2 separate regions of the Homo sapiens genome follow, and region 2 is linked to region 1. Evidence: chromatin loops called from intact Hi-C (ENCODE). Cell type or tissue: Caco-2. All regions are shown on one strand. Links, peaks and the distances in the headings refer to the core of each region. The heading gives the core; the rest is flanking DNA.

Region 1 (8,337 bases), core at 92-8,091:
TTAAGAATACATTCCCTGGCAGGGCGCAGTGGCTCACGCCTGCAATCCCAGCACTTTGGGAGGCTGAGGCGGGAGGATCACGAGGTCAAGAGATCGAGACTATCCTGGCCAACATGGTGAAACTCCATCTCTACTAAAAATAGGAAATTAGCCGGGTGTGGTGGCACACACCTGTAGTCCCAGCTACTTGAGAGGCTGAGGCAGGAGAATCGCTTGAACCCGGGAGATGGAGGTTGCAGTGAGCCGAGATATGCCACTGCACTCCAGCCTGGGCAACAGAGTGAGACTCTGTCTCAAAATAAAAAAATGTAAAAAAAAAAATACATTCCCCAAAGACAGAGCAACAAATGAAATGATGCTTATAAAGTGCTGAGCCCTCAGATCACGAGGTCAGGAGATTGAGACCATCCTGGCTAACATGGTGAAACCCCGTCTCTACTAAAAATACAAAAAATTAGCTTGGAATGGTAGCAGCGCCTGTAGTCCCAGCTACTTGGGAGGCTGAGGCAGAATGGTGTGAACCCGGAAGGCGGAGCTTGCAGTGAGCTGAGATCGTGCCACTGCACTCCAGCCTGGGTGACAGAGGGAGACTCCGTCTCAAAAAATAAAATAAAATAAAATAAAATAAAAATAAAGTGCTGAGCCTGACGTCTGGCACGTGGTAAATCCTCACACAACACACGGTGGCTGTTATTAACATGAGAATAGGTATGTGCCCATCAACATCACATGATCTTCACCAGCTTTCTGACAAGGAGACTCAGAGGCAATATAAATACCATAGCTTTATGTGCCTTATCACTCATCAAACAAATTACGGAGCACCCTGAGCCAGGGACTGACTATAAGGTCATCCAAACCCAGGATGGACAGGTTCGGTTTTGAGGCAGCCGGGCTGACTTCTGCCTTTCCTCACCCTCTGCTTCCAGAAGCACCCAGATGTCACCTCCCTTATCTTTTCCTGTTGCTGTGCCAGAAAAAAAGCAAAACAAAACCAAAAAAAAATCATACTGGGAAGGGGGAACAGTACTGAGGGCTATGTATTTTCACTTCTCACACAGTTCTCAAAAGAGGAGCTCTCTAAGAAAGGCCCCGGGACTTACTGAGAAACTGCCCCATGATGCCACACCATCACCAACAAGACGGTCCTTACCCCCCGCACAGAGCAGGTGGACAGGTGGACTGTGATGCCAGGATCCAACTAGTGTCCACCTCCAAAGCTTCCAGGCTTTTCTGCATAGCATGGCTATGAAGCCCCATTCCTCTTGTGATAAGGAGGAAACTATTAATTTTTTTTTTTTTTTGAGACGGAGTCTTGCTATGTCTCCCAGACTAGAGTGTTGGAGTGCAGTGGCATGATCTCAGCTCACTGCAACCTGCGCCTCCCAGGTTCAAGCGATTCTCCTGCCTCAGTCTCCCAAGTAGCTGGGATTACAGGCCCACGCTACCACGCCTAATTTTTGTATTTTTAGTACAGACAGGGTTTTATCATTTTGGCCAGGCTGGTCTCGAATTCCTGAACTCAGATGATCTGCCTGCCTCAGCCTCCCAAAGTGCTGGGATTACAGGCATGAGCCACCATGCCTGGCCAGTTTTTAAGTATTTGTAATCTCTCCATTCTCTGCCTTCTAAGGAGGATAGATGGATCCTCCAGAATCCATTGTTTTGCTGACTCTCTGAGGAGGAATAGCTGAGCAGGTGGGAGAAAATTGCACAGGCTAATTTGCTTTGCAGGCCTAATAGGCCCAATGGGGAATCTGAGCAAGCTGGGTGACACACAGGAAGGCCAGGGCAGGAGAAAGAAAGGGTGCAAGGGTGACGAGAGAAAGTGAACAGGGAAACTGCATTTTGTTTTTTTTTTTTTTTTTTTAGGGAAACTGCATTTAAAGGGAAGCTGTTTGCAATGCTTCTTTGCACACAAGGAACAGAATCCACAAAGTTCACAACAAGGAACAGAAACCACAAATTTCACAACATGACAACATTCAAAATGGGAGTATGTCTCAAGTGCTCCACCAGCCAGCTGAATGCAGGGTTTTCACAGGTGTAAAACATGTGACTATGCCAATTTTGATAGTTTCCTCTGACCAGAAAAATCAGGCTTTTATGAAAGAAACCAAAAGTGAAGTATAACTTCCTTCTGAATCCCCTTTGAAACCCAAGTCCTACTGAAGAGGAAAGAGAACAAATCCCTATTGAAATGCCCTGAAGAGCTTCCACTGCCTAAATGTGCAGCATAACCATCTCTACCTTCTCTTTAAAAAAAACATTCTAGAGGCTGGGCACGGTGGCTCACGCCTGTAATCCCAGCACTTTGGGAGGCTGAGGCGGGCGGATCACAAGGTCAGGAGTTCGAGACCAGCCTGACCAACACGGTGAAACCCCATCTCTACTAAAAATACAAAAATTAGCATGGTGGTGCGTGCCTGTAATTCCAGCTACTCAGGAGGCTGAGGCAAGAGAATCGCTTGAACCCGGGAGGCATAGGTTGCAGTGAGCCGAGATTGAGCCACTGCACTCCAGCCTAGGCACAGAGCGAGACTCTGTCTCAAAAAAAATAAGATAAAAATAAAAATAAAACATTCCAGAAGGCCAGGACTGGTGGCTCACGCCTGTAATCCCAGCACGTTGGGAGGCCAAGGTGGGTGGATCACATGAGGTCAGGAGTTCAAGACCAGCCTGGCCAACATGGCGAAATCCCGCCTCTACCAAAAATACAAAAATTAACTGGGCATGGCAGCGGGCGCCTGTAATCCCAGCTACTCAGGAGACTGAAGCAGGAGAATCGCTTGAACCCGGGAGGCGGAGGTTACAATGAGCCAAGATTGCACCACTGCACTCCAGCCTTGACGACAGAGCAAGACTCAGTCTCAGAGAAACAAACAACAACAACAAAAAAATTCCAGAACCTTTAACCTGGGAAATGTCCAGGTTTTGTGTCTCTTGTTGTTCAATGGCCATTGTTAACTGGAATTGGTTATCTGTAATGGATTATTTGTTTTGGTCTGCCCAGCAGTCTTTCATTTGGTGACTCCATGTGGTTCTGGTGGAGCTGTCAGTCATAGCACGTGGTCATCACTCTGACTACAGACACCTGCACCCTAGGTCTGGCTGGTTATAATGCCTCAGAGGCCAGGCTAGTGTTGACCATGGAAGGAGCATGACTCAAGCCAAACAAATCAGAAGCCTTCTCTGGAATGGAGATATACACACGTGTTTTTTCATAGGTAGCTCAAAAAAAAAAAAAGCCTGTTTCCTCAGGGCACATTAAAGTGGGATGACATAAACCTGGAACCACTGGTGCCTGTCCTCCCCTGGGGCATGGAGGAAACCTATCTGCAACAGCAGATAAATAGGTCACTGAACACTGAAATAAGAGCCCTGTTGACATTTGAGTTCCTCCAGTGCCTGATGTCAGCTTTACCCCTATATGTCCGATTACAAGAAACTTTTTCCCAGTTAACAATTTTTTCCTTCTTTAAGCTAATTAGAGTTGGACTTGTCTTTTGCAAAGTGATATATGATAATCAAAAGCAAGAATGTCAATGCGCCAAAGACAAGCCAGCTTGCTTGACTGCTCCCCATCTATACAGGACCGCATTCGTCACCCTGGTCCTTCCTTCTCCCCAGTTTATGCTGAGAGCGTCTACACATCAGTGTAGATGGTGGCACCCAAGTCCTGAATCTTTGTTTTCACCATACTCTTCACATCATCAGCCTCTGAGTTTGCCCCTTCCCTGCTAAACTGTGATGAACTCAAGGGCAGCACCTGGCAAAGCACCTGACACATGGTAACAACCAGGGATGGATGGTTGGATAGAGAAAGTCTGCTGATCCCACCCAGTGTTTCCAACTTGGGAAGAAATCTTTTTACTGTAGGGCTAAATGGGGTATGTCTAGCTATTTGTCGTATTTGAGAAGTTCAATTCAATCTCCTCACTGTGTCCATCAGTGAAAGAGAAAGCTTTAAGTAGAGATTTACGTTCCCTGCCCCCACCCCTGAAGAGCAACTGTTTAATCAGCTGGCTCCAGATGGGGCAACTAAATGAAAGTGCTACAAATTCAGAGGTCTTCACAAGTCCATGTTACTGTAAATGAAATTTGCGTAATTTTTTTTGAGAGACAGGGTCTTGCTGTTGCCCAGGCTGCAGTACAGTGATGGGACCGTAATTCACTGCTGCCTCCAACTCCTGGGCTCAAGTGATCATCCTGCCTCAGCCTCCAGAGCAGCTAGGACTACAGGTGCGCACCGTCATGCCTGGGTTTGTTTTTTGTTTTTTCCAGAGACGGGGTGGAAGGTGTCTCCATATGTTGCCCAAGCTGGTCTCAAAACTCTTGGGCTCAAGTGATCATCCTGCCTCAGCCTCCCGAGTAGCTAGGACTACAGGTGGGTGCCACTATGCACTTTTATTTTGTAGAGACAGAGGTGGAAAGTGTCTCCATATGTTGCCCAAGCTGGTCTCAAATTCCTGGGCTCAAGCATTTCTCCCACCTCAGCCTCCCAAAGTGCTGATTACAGGAGTGAGCCACGACACCTGGCCCTTGTGCTCACTTTTAAGCAACCCTGCCAACAATAGAGCCTTCTCCAGGACTATGCTAGTAAGACACTTGTTCAGTGTCGTTTTGTAGGACAGAGAAAGCTAACTCAAACCACATTGCCACTATCCCGTCAGAAGTCTTATTCACTTTGCCAAGCCAAACTATTTCACAGAACCTCCCATATTAAAAACACAGAGAAAGAAAACACAGATAACATGGTGTTGTGATCTTTATTCCATTAAATGATCTTACAAATTGGAGTAAAACAGAAACATGCTTTTAATATACTAATAGCATAATCTCATCCCATTGCACTTTTTAAAAACTATATTAAGTTTCAAAGCCACTCAAAGGCAAGGGTCTAGCAGACAGTACTTTTAACAAATCATTTTTTAAAATAAAAAAACCTGAGGAAAATTTGTGTATGTACAAGATTAGTATTAACTCCTTTAAGGCTTACATCCATGACAGCATGTATCTAATTAGAAAGCTATGGGAATCAATGCTACCTTCCCTTGCTCATAAAAACATTTAAACTGTAGTTCTGGCACACGAAATTTGCCCCAAAGAAAAATGTCTTTCAAAGCCCTTCTGTCCCTAGATCTGTTTTGCAAAGTTTCTGATATGGGGTACTTAGGTCACTAATGACAGGAATTAGGATCTTGTCTTCTTTCTTGTTCATTATTTTTATTTGTGGCTTAATGTTTCACCTGTATGTGAAAGATTTGGGGGTTCAAGTCACAGTGCTGAATTTTACTTTTTAAAAGAAAAACTATCAAAAATTGCTTTTAAAAAATCCTAATTACATTAGAAAATAGGATACCTGTACATTCATTTTTCAGAGAAGGCACTATGACAATGGAGAAAAACAGCTTTAAAGAGCTTAGATAATCCTCTGAATTAAAGGCATTCTTACTACTTCTGAACACAGAAAACGCCTGGGGATTGTACTGGCAAGAGACCACCTATTCTAAACCTCAGGTACAAAGTGTCCACTTGCCTCCAGACAATACTGAATTGTACTTTCTCCTTGGTACTTCCCATTCGATGAAGCAGTCTCTCTCTGTGGTCTCTGAACCACTATTTATAAAAGTGATGACTCCAGGACCACAGCCCATACCACCTGAGGCAATCCCTGGGTACAAAGCTAGGAATCTGAACTTTTTAAACAAGCCTGCTAGGTAAGTCTTATGCACTCCAAGGTAGATGAGAACCACTACCCTAAACATAGCTACAACAGGACTTACAGCAAGAAAAACCATTTGACTGCAAATATTATTTTACAATGGGCTTCTTAATGTCATTTTTAAAAATTAATCACACAAATAGTTTGTACTTTCATAACTGAAGCTTGTCTTCATTATGCCCTTATCCCTTGACTAGAATTTTGTTAAATAAAACATATGTAAGCCAGAATGACACAGCCATGTTGACAACTTGAGATGGAAGATCAAATCATCCTAAATTACATTTCAATAGTTCCAGGAAAGAAAAAAGTCCTGTGAAGACTTCCATGTAAGTTACATCATTTTTTAAAAGAACCTAGCAAAAAATTAAAAACTGTTTTATTAAAGTTTTAATTTTTAAAAAATTAAAAAATTAAAACTGTTTTATTGCTTTTGCATGGACTTGATTCAATCTACTTAATTTTGCTATAACTCATACATACATACATACTTATCCAAACTCACCCTATCCAAGGCACCATTTTACAAGCCAAGTAGAACACTGTGTGTGATCCACTAATGAAACCAACCACCAGTACAAGGCAGTATTTTTGTGTGTTTGACCAAAGCGCTTTACTTCATGTAAGAGAAAAAATAAAGCAAAACAAGGCCAGGTTCCAGTGGCTCACGCCTGTAATCCCAGCACCCTGGAAGGCCAAGACAGGCGGATTCCCAGAGGAGTTGAGACCAGCCTGGTCAACATGGCGAAGCCCTGTCTCTACTAAAAATACAAAAATAAGCCGGGTGTGGTGGCACATGCCTGTAATCCCTGCTACTTGGGAGGCTGAGGCAAAAGAATCACTTGAACCCAGGAGGCGGAGGTTGTAGTGAGCCAAGATTGCGCCACTGCACTTCAGCCTGGGTGACAGTACAAGAGTCCGTCTCAAAAAAAAAAAGGAATAAAGCGAAACACAGGCAATTTTACCAAGTATAAAAGAGGTGTTAAAACGTAAACTTCCATAGAACATTTCTTGGTATACTACGAAAATAAGGCATGACTCAGCTGGGCGGGGTGGCTCATGCCTGTAATCCCAGCACTTTGGGAGGCTGGGGGGAGTGGATCACCTGAGGTCAGGAGTTTGAGACCAGCCTGGCCAACATGGCAAAACCCCACCTCTAGTAAAAAAACAAAAATTAGCCAGGCGTGGTGGTGTACACCTGTAGTCCCAGCTACTCAGGAAGCTGAGACAGGAGAATCGCTTGAACCTGGGAGGTGGAGGTTGCAGTGAGCGAGATTGCACCACTGCACTCCAACCTGGGCGACAGAGCGAGACCTCTGTCTCAAAAAATAAAATAAAATAAAACAAGGCATGACTCTGAAGGTGTTTTATCATACATAGTAGTTTGTCTCATTTTATCTATGAGCCAATCTTACAGAAAGATTTCTCAAAGAATGAAAACTCTGATTCTACCATTTTTACTATAAGCAGCTCATTGAAATTATTTTTTCAAATTATCAACACTTAATTTATCCTGAAATATTTTAATAGAAAATTTTGGAAGCCTCCTTTTATATATTCATAGGAATGAGTTCCATATATTGTTAGGATTGTGTAAAATTAAAAATGCCTGCATGGAAAGCGGCAGAGCAACAGACACGACGCAAACAGGCACAGTCTGAGCATCTGAACCACAAGTAAAAGGTGAGAGAAGTAAAAGATATTATTTTTAACCTGGTTATAAATCTCCCCAGGATGATTTATAGCCAGTAATGATAATGCATCTTTTATTGAAAAAGCTGATATAAAATCATCAATTTACTGTTGAGAGAAAAGAGGCCAAAGAAAACTCTTAAGAACCCTCACTGAGAAAACTTTATAAAACACTTTCCAGAAGCAGAACTAAGAAAAAAAAAAAATGGTGAAGAGGACTTCCTCTGGATAATTAAACCAAGGTCTCTTTATAAGACCAAAACAGAAATGGTGAATTTAAATAGTAACTGAATCTTAAGATTTCATTAAATCATACATTATCACTTTTTTTAAAGTGACCTAATACTTTAGTATGAGTTTTCGACACATCACCCCTTCTTACCATTAAATTTTTTAAGTTATTCTGAAATCTATAAATTTACTTATAGAATGTATTAAAAGCTAAGTATGTCAATATTTACAGAGCCTGCTAATAGGTATGAACTTTCAGAGAGATAAGAGGTCACCTGAAAATGCACCAACATTTCAGAAGCAAGCTTTCAAGTTAACAGTCAAAGCTTGGTTGGCATCACTGATAAATGCAAGTAAACAAGCTGGAATTTTTCTAAAGTGTAACAGCAGTGAATAAAATAGCAAGAACTATTTGCAAGATGGCATATAAATATGAAACAATATGCTGCGAATTTAGGACTTACAAAAATACTTCAGTGGTAAAGTGTCAAAAGAAAATTCTTTGATAAAGAGATTACATGCGAAAAGGGACTTTTTTTCTACCTTCCATTCATACTTCATGTATGTAAAGTTTACACTCAGATCTTACCTTCATGTATATAAAATTTACACTCTTACCTCCCTCCCATAACAAAAGTTAAATTATCTTAGAAATTAAGGCTTATATACCTGAATGTTTATATAAATAC
Region 2 (8,337 bases), core at 39-8,038, 130 kb before region 1:
TGGTAGGAATGTAAAATGATACAACCACTGTGGAAAACAGTAAGTTAAGGTTAGAGCTCTTTTAGAATTTGTCTGGCAGGCTTGGAAAGCCCCAAAAAAGAAAAAAAAAATGTTAAGGAAAACAGTAAATTAAATATACATCTACCACATGACCTAGCCATTTCATTCCTACATATTCACCCAAGAGGAAAAAATATACAGTCTGCACAAAGACTCGTACATAAATGTTCAAGCAGATTTGTGATAGTCAAAAACTAGTAACAACTCAAATGCTCAATCAACAGGTGAACACATAAACAAGAGTGGTATATCCATACAATGAAATACTGCTCAGTAATAAAAAGGAATGAACTGTTGATAAAAAGCAACAACATGGATGTCAGTCAAAATAGTTATATGGGCTGGCTGCAGTGGCTCATGCCTGTAATCCCAACACTTTGGGAAGCCGAGGCGGGAGGATCATGAGGTCGGGAGATCGAGACCATCCTGGCTAACACAGTGAAACCCCGTCTCTACCAAAAATACAAAAAATTAGCCGGGCATGGTGGCAGGTGCCTCTAGTCCCAGCTACTCGGGAGGCTGAGGCAGGAGAATGGCGTGAGCCCAAGAGGCAGAGCTTGCAGTGAGCCAAGATCACGCCACTGCACTCCAGCCTGGGCGACAGAGCGAGACTCCATCTCGAAAAAAATATATATAGTTATATGAAGGAGACAGACAAAGAAGTGCACATACAATATGATTTCATATAAATCTCTAAAAATGTGAACACATCTATGGTGACAAAAAGCATATCAGTTGTTGCCTGGGGATGGGAGTGGTATGGGAAGAGAGAGGGATTACAAAAGGCACAAAGAAACTTTTGTAAATGACAGAGATTATTCATTATCTTGATTGTGGTGAAGATTTGACAGGATATATATATAGATGTCAAAATGTATCAAACTATACACTTCACTGGCATATATATATGCCAAATTTATCAAATTGTATATTTTAGATATGTGGAGTTTACTATATGTCAATTACACCTCAATAAAACTGCTTTAAAACAAAGCATAACCAACATCCCAAATCAGGATATTTATTAGACCATCTAAACCAAGTTTGTCCAACCCGCAGCCCACAGGCCACATACAGCCCAGGACAGCTTTGAATGTGGCCCAACACAAATTTGTAAACTTTATTAAAACATTATGAGACTTTTTTGTGGGTTTTTTTTTTTTTTAAGCTCAACAGCTATCGTCAGTGTTAGTGTATTTTATGTGTGGCCCAAGACGTTTCTTCTTCCAGTGTGGCCCAGGGAAGCCTAAAGATTGGACACCCCTAGAAACAAAGTAAAATACAATATGTAGAGAAGTTGCCAGGAGGTTAAAGATAGTCACTTTGAGAATTCTTGTTACACCTACCTCAGCTGCTTGCTTTATTAACTTGCCTTCATTCTCAGGCTTTGGAATTGAACTCCAGTCTGCTTTCTGGCTGGGTGTGGTCTCCAAGCTAACTACAGCCTTCTCCCTAAATGATTTTGCAATCACAAAGTTAACAAATATCACTATTTCATAATTATTGGAAAATCTGTATTACAGATTTGTGATTTTTAAGATGGCTTTTGGTTTGGAGACTGTAGGGAACATTTCCCCCCGTTTGTTTCTGTGAACCCATTAGCTTTCATACAAAAGAATTGCTGTTTGCTGGTTTTCTGACAATTGTTCAAATGCTAATGATAGCAAGAAGCAGTTTTGGGGGTTTTTATTTTTTAATTTGCTAATAATGTCTTTTTAATGTTTATCAAAGTGATACTTGCACATGGTTTCCAGTACATAAGAATTTATAATGAAATGCAAGGAGCCTTCCTCCTTTCCCTTTTCATCCCAGCCCTACTGCCCAGAGGCAAACCCCTTGAACTCTTTCTTCCAATAATTAGCCCCAGATTTCTAAGAAAGCTTGATAAGCCACAACACTGCAACTGCAAGTAATATGAATGAAATCAGTATATTTCTCCCTTGAAACAAAATGTTACAGGAGAGGACAGAAATGAAAGGCAAGAATATGCTTTCAAGCATATTAAATTAAGGTAGTATAGTAGAGTAAAATACTTCGAAGCCAAAAGATCTAGGTTTGAATCCTAGCTTTCATGATTGCTGTCCCACCTTGAGCTAGTAAATTAATGTCTGACTCTCAGCTTGATTATCTTTAAAAATAGAGATGAAAATGTGTCTCACAGTGGTCAAGAAGGTGAAAGGACACAGCACATGTAAACATCTGGTATACCACCAACTCAGAAATGACTTTTTCTTTACCTTTTCCCATGCTTTAAACTCTTCTCCAGAAAAAAATAGTGTGTGGGGCAGAGGGGACACCCCTCATTTTCAGTAGAGCTCCTCTCCAAAATTTCAGCCCCTCGGAATTTTTTAAAGCAGCAATCATCATGTTGTTAATGAAAGTGAATTCAGGAAATCTGCCAAAGGCCGACTCATTGTTCACTGATTAGTGAGACCAAGGACAATACTGTAAGCCTCCTGCTAAAGCCATTCATTTCTCTGGGGTCTAGAGAATGGCCTTGTGGCTAGAAACAGCTGCAACGCATGCCTGTGGCCAGCAGGTCCCAAGCCCAGTACCATCTGTTATCACCCAGGATCACACCAGCCTTCCCCTTGCTGGGTACCGGCTGGCTGGTTCACACAAAAACCACCTCTGGGTTTGTTTTACAGAACTGCATTCCAAGTCAATTCTCCAAAAGATTTCTTCCACCCAAAGACCCCAACCTTACAATCTTCTTACCCTTGCTGGATGCTTCTGCCCTGTTCTAATGTGCCCGGCGGAGGCTGCTTGGCTGGGAGCTGGACCAACGCTGCGAATCCCACGGATTCTTCTAATTCAAGGGGGGAAATGCTATTTAGACCTGTGAAAGGAGAGTTCGAGCAAGCACCTTGACCGCTACGGAGAGTGGGCTCAGAGCTCTAGTCTAGCATCGTGCCTGGCCCCTGGTTAGGCCTCAGAAAATCTTGGGATGAATGGAGAGGGTTGTGGAACTAGGTGCTGGAGCGGGTTCAGTTCCTCTGCCAAAGAGAGACTTTGGGATTCCTGGGAACGGAATCGGGGAGAGGATGAAGAAGGGCGCCTCGCCTCTATCCTAAGCCCGATGGGAGGAACCTCTGCCGAGCCAGAGCCGGTCTTAACACCACCCTCCGGAGCTGCCACCACTGCCTCACTTCCATATGAGATATAGCGGGAAGGAGGGAGTGGCTGCCTGGCTCGCTTTGATTAGCTTTATAACAAGCGGTCGTTCTGAAATACTCGCTCATGATGGCTAACAGACAACACAATCGCCAAATGTCTTAAGAAAAGGAGCTTTGAGGGTAACCGCCCGCTGGGACCTGAAGGACAATTGCGGATTGTCCTTCAGCCGCATTCTTGGGGCTGACCTGAGTGGGGCACAGCTGAACGTCTGAGCGCAGGCGGCTGGTCCTTGGGCCCGGTACTGGCGGTTCGCGAGGCGGGTTTGGGGAGGGGTGGGGGAATCCTAGGGAGGCGGAGCGCGTACTCCCCCTCGGCGCCCGGGCTCAGGCCCATCCCGCCTCTGCGGCCTCGCCGGCCCCCAGGCCTTGCAGGGGACTACGCCCCTGGCGAGTTCCCAGTCGGCGCGGCCCCTGGTCGGCGGAGCCGCGGAAGCTTGGGCACTGGGGGCGGCTCGGGGAGGAACCGCGGAGGGGAAAGCGCCGCGGGCTGCAAACGGCAGAGGCGCGCGGGGTGGCGACAGTGGCGCGGGCGCAGTGAGCGCGTCCGAGAACAGAATGGGACGAAACGGGGCGCTTAGAGGCCCGGGAATCTGTGGGTCTTTTAGGCGGAGAGGGGCGAAGGAGGTTATTCGTTTTGGGGAAGGTCATGGAAACAGCAAAGGCTCAGAGGTGGTGCCTAAAGTGGCTGGAGAAGCTGAACGGTTTGGAACAGAGGCGTGACTTGGAGGGGTAAATGGAGACCAGATTAGGAAGCCTTGGGAGGCACAATCAGGGGTTAAAATCTTGAACAATTCAGAGTTGTTTTATTTTTAAAAATATATAGAAAATGAAATCTACACTTACGTAATAGATAACTTATGAAAAAGTACATGGAATACACATGTTGCAGTCTTGCCAATGTACCTTAATGTAGCAGTTTCTCCTTGTCTGGACTGATACCCGGGATTCTTTGTCCTACTCCAAGAAAATTAAGGAACGGGACATAAGGTGAGGTGGGAGCGAAAGTTTAATAAGCGAAAGAAGAAAGCTCTCCACAGTGAGCTGAGTATGCAAGTGGATTGCCCTGTTACAGCTGAATTCAAAAGCTTTTGCAAGAAAATCTCTTATCTCTGTAGTAGTTTGAGTAACTTCTCTTATCAGTAAAGCTGTCTTACGCAGCTGTGGTTATGTATCTATGCAAGCACAAAGCACCGCCTTTTTTGTTTGCATAACTGTGGGTTTGTTTTAGGTAAGCCCCCCTCCTCCCTGTGAAAGTTCCCACCATGTATATGCCTGAAAAGGGGAGAAAACTTTCCTGGGAGCTCCCTAATTATACAAAGAACAAAAGGCTTCTGTGCTGGACCCTGTCTGCTTATCTGTGTGCAGGTGGAGCCTGAGTTTTTTACCAGGTTGTTTTATTTTTGCCTGTTGCTGTGACTTTTCAGGCAGGCCGCTTCTGCATTGAGTCTTCCCCAACTGATTTTCTCTTTCCTTCTCTCTCGCACACAGTTAGGAAACATAATGTAATTACTACCCATGACAAAACCATCCTACGTAAGAAATGGAACATTCCTAGTACAGATGCTCCCCACCTATGGATTCCTTCCTTATCCCTTCTCCCTCTGCACGCCCAACGTCTATCCTGACCTTTGTGTCTGTCATACCCTCACTTTTTAAAATAGTTTTTTAAATCGCTTCTTTGTATCCCTAATACATCACTTTGTTTTGCTTCTCTGAAACTTTATAAAAATGGTGCTATGGTCTGGGTGTTTGTGACTCCATAAAATTCATGTGCTAGAATTCTAACCCCCAAAGTGATGGTATCAGGAGATGGGCCCTTTGGTCATGAGTGGGATTCATAAGAGCCCTTATAAAGGAGGTCCTGCAGAGCTACCTAGCCACTTCCACCATGTGAGAACACAGCAGTTGCTGAGACCAGTCCCTCACAAGACAGGAATCTGCTGGTGCCTTGATCTTGGACTTCCCAGCCTCCAGAACTGTGAGAAATAAATTGTTGTTGTTTATAAGCCACCCAGCGTATGGTATTTTGTTATAGCAGCCCAAATGGACTAAGACAAATGGTATCATGCTGTTAAGTTCTCTTCTGCAATTTTCTTCTTTCAAAGTTGTTTCTATAATACATACACAGTGCTGTATAGTCCTGTAATTCATTTTCACTGCAGTAAAATATTCCACTATGTGGCTATACCACAATTTATTGACCTAGTGATAAAGCCACTTGGTGATTTGTTGGTTCTTTTTTTTTTTTTTTTTTTTTTCAATTTGGGGTTGGAAACAATTGAGAAGAACCCAATTTGTATCCTGGTGTATGCATGCAGACATCACACAAGATGTAATACCTAGGAGTATATACAAATATCCAACTTTACAATAAAACACTAGAACTATTTCCCCAATTGGTGGTCCCAATTTCACTTCTACCAGCAATGGGTAAGATTTATTAATTTACATCCTCACCAACACTTAGTATTGTCACACTTCTTGATTTTTCCAGGTGAGTGAATGTAAAATAGTATTTCACCAGCGTTTTAATTTGCATTTCCCTGATCACTAATAAAGTTGAGACCTTTACATATATTTATCACATTCCCTCTTTTTAAAAGTGTCTGTTCATGTCCTTTGCCCATTTTTCTTTGGAGTTGTGTTCTTTTTGATTTGTAGAGCTCTTTGTATATTCTTGATACTCATCTTTAGTCAGTTATACTTGTTTACACACATTTTCTTGCAGTTCATGGCTTGTCTTTTCACTTTCTTCATGATGTCTTCTGACAAGTAGAATTCATGTCTTTTCTTTTGTGGTCAGCTCCCTATCTTTTCATGAAGTCTTTCTTGCCCTGAATTCAGAAAACATTCTCTTATATTTTCTTTTTTTTTTTTTTTTTTTTTTTTTTTGGAGATGGAGTCTTGCTCTGTCGCCCAGGCTGGAGTGCAGTGGTGCTATCTTGGCTCACTGCAAGCTCTGCCTCCCGGGTTCACGCCATTCTCCTGCCTCAGCCTCCTGAGTAGCTGGGACTACAGACGCCCACCACCATGGCCAGCTAATTTTCTTTTTTTTTTTTTTTTTTTTTTTGTATTTTTAGTAGAGACAGGGTTTCACCATGTTAACCAGGATGGTCTCGATCTCCTGACCTCATGATCTGCCTGCCTTGGCCTCCCAAGTACTGGGATTACAGGCGTGAGCCACCGTGCCTGGCCAGATAGTCTCCTATATTTTCTTGAAAATGTTTTTAAATTTTGCCTTTTTCGCTAATCCATTTGGAATTGATTTTTGTATATGTGGGAGGCAGGGATCCAACTTCATTTTTCCTCATATGAATAACTGTCTCAGCATCACTTGTTGATAGTTTCCACTTCTTCATAGATGAACAAGGCCACCTCTGTCCTGCATAATGCTTTGAAAGAGCAGGAATACTGTTGACTCTATTCAGTATCACTGATAAATGTATCTGTCTTTGTGCTACTATCATGTGGTTTTAATTGCTACATCTTTATGATAAATCTTGATGTACAAATATCTCAAGATCCCTCCTTACTTATTCTTCCTCAGGAACTTCTCAACCATGCTTGAGCTTTTGCCTTTCATTATAAATTGCAAAACTAGTTTGTCAAGTTGCTCAAAATACCCTATTGGCATTTTGCTTGGAATTACAGTAAATCAATAAATCAGCTTGGCAATTTTGGCATCTTTACAAAATTGTTTCTTTCAGTTAATAATGTATTCTATCTCTCTATTGTTAGGTTTTAAAACCTTTCAATGAATTCTTCTAATATTCTTCATAAATATCTAATCTTAGTATATTGCATTTTCCCTCTACTTATTTGGAAGTTTACACTGTATTCTTTTACTTATTGCCCTTGAAATTTTAACATGTATGCTTAAGTCTAAAATTAATATCCTAAACAATCCTCTGAAACAATGTAAGGACCTTGGAACACTTTCACTCTAATCTTTCCTACCCATGCTATTTTAGTCTGCCCCTTTTTAATCCCCAATTCACATTATTATTACCATTATTATATTAGGCAGACATTCTTTTAGATTTGCCTATATGTTTGCCACCACCTTTGCTCATCATTCCTTCTTGCATCACAAACCTTCTGTCTGAGGTCACCTTTCTTCCCAAAATACAGATGGGCCTTGAAGGTCCTATAGTGAAGTTCTATTGGTGATTAACTGCTGGTTCTCACGGTGCTGAGATGAGGACCTCAGTGCTTCCTGTGACACCATGTGGAGGAGCTGAGATGGAGAAGCAGAAGGACTTCTAATTCTGGAAAGGCCTGTTAAATTAAGCTTAGCCTAAAGCTGCCTCCTTACGTATTTTAAGTTCAGCCTAAAGGTTTCTCTGTACATAGTGAAATGTAACTTAACTGGATGTGTAAACAGACTATAACCTACTCTTGTGCCAGCCACCGAGTTTTAGCCAACTGTTCAAATCATGTTCAAATAAGGCAAATGCCAAGCTGTAACCCGTCCAGCTGTTGCTGTACCTCACTTGTTTCTGTATATCACTTTCCTTTTTCTGACCATAAATCATCTTCGACAATGCAGTATCACTGGAGTGTCTCTGAATCTCCTGTGATTCGACAGGTTGCCTGATTCATAAATTATTTGCTCATTTAAACTATGTTCAATTTAATTTGTCTTTCTTTTGACACGCCCAAAGGGAGACCCAGGTGCCTCTCTGGCGGTGGGGGGTGAGAGTCCTCAGTGGCAGAGAGTGTTGGAATGAAAGAACTTTGCCTGCACACTGTCTCTATGGAGACCACATACACAAAGGCCCCCAGCACAAGAGAACTACGCAGAGCTGGAGGGAGTCCATGGACTGTCCCACGGCACACTAGAATCTATCACCTCTGTCCCTTCTCCATGCTCCCAACTGCAAAGGGAGGAAGAGGTGGTGTCTTTGAGGTAGACATAGTAGCCCCTGTCATCCTTCTATTCCAGGGTACTGCAGTGGGAGGGAGGGTGCCCAAAGGAGCAAACCGTGCTCCCCACATCCAGGCCCTTAGCCATGCATCTCACCTGCCATTAGTAGGATATGGAATCAAAAGCTTAACATTAATTATGGCTTTTGTTTTGAATTTCTACTTTTTACTATGG

What was found. A loop is a pair of places that touch in the nucleus more often than their neighbours do. Peaks named below come from ENCODE experiments on the same cell type or tissue, not always from the same donor. Only the 100,000 strongest peaks of a DNase experiment are listed, where the experiment ranks them.
Region 2: a loop joins it to region 1, with 3 times the contacts of the local background. A loop is called at or near these places in 28 of 110 quality-filtered maps.

Annotation. Positions count from the first base shown.
Region 1 is chr11:63,619,332-63,627,668 of GRCh38, forward strand. ATL3 (atlastin GTPase 3) reads right to left here. Exons shown (of 13, transcript NM_015459.5): 13 at 4,756-8,337. All of the region lies in intron 1 of LNCROPM (lncRNA regulator of PLAAT3 mediated phospholipid metabolism), which reads left to right. Among named protein-coding and RNA genes, the nearest start is that of LNCROPM, 7.2 kb to the left of the region's middle. In Caco-2, for the core only: no CTCF peak of the experiment used is centred there; DNase peaks (open chromatin) are centred at 830 and 3,130.
Region 2 is chr11:63,487,465-63,495,801 of GRCh38, forward strand. It overlaps PLAAT5 (phospholipase A and acyltransferase 5), which reads right to left and starts at 3,703. Exons shown (of 6, transcript NM_001146729.2): 1 at 3,423-3,703; 2 at 2,779-2,869; 3 at 1,407-1,512. The coding sequence starts at 3,570. It overlaps LOC124902684 (a long non-coding RNA gene), which reads left to right and starts at 8,004. Exons shown (of 2, transcript XR_007062702.1): 1 at 8,004-8,145. It also overlaps the pseudogene LOC124902822. In Caco-2, for the core only: no CTCF peak of the experiment used is centred there; a DNase peak (open chromatin) is centred at 4,477; H3K4me3 peaks cover 628 bases.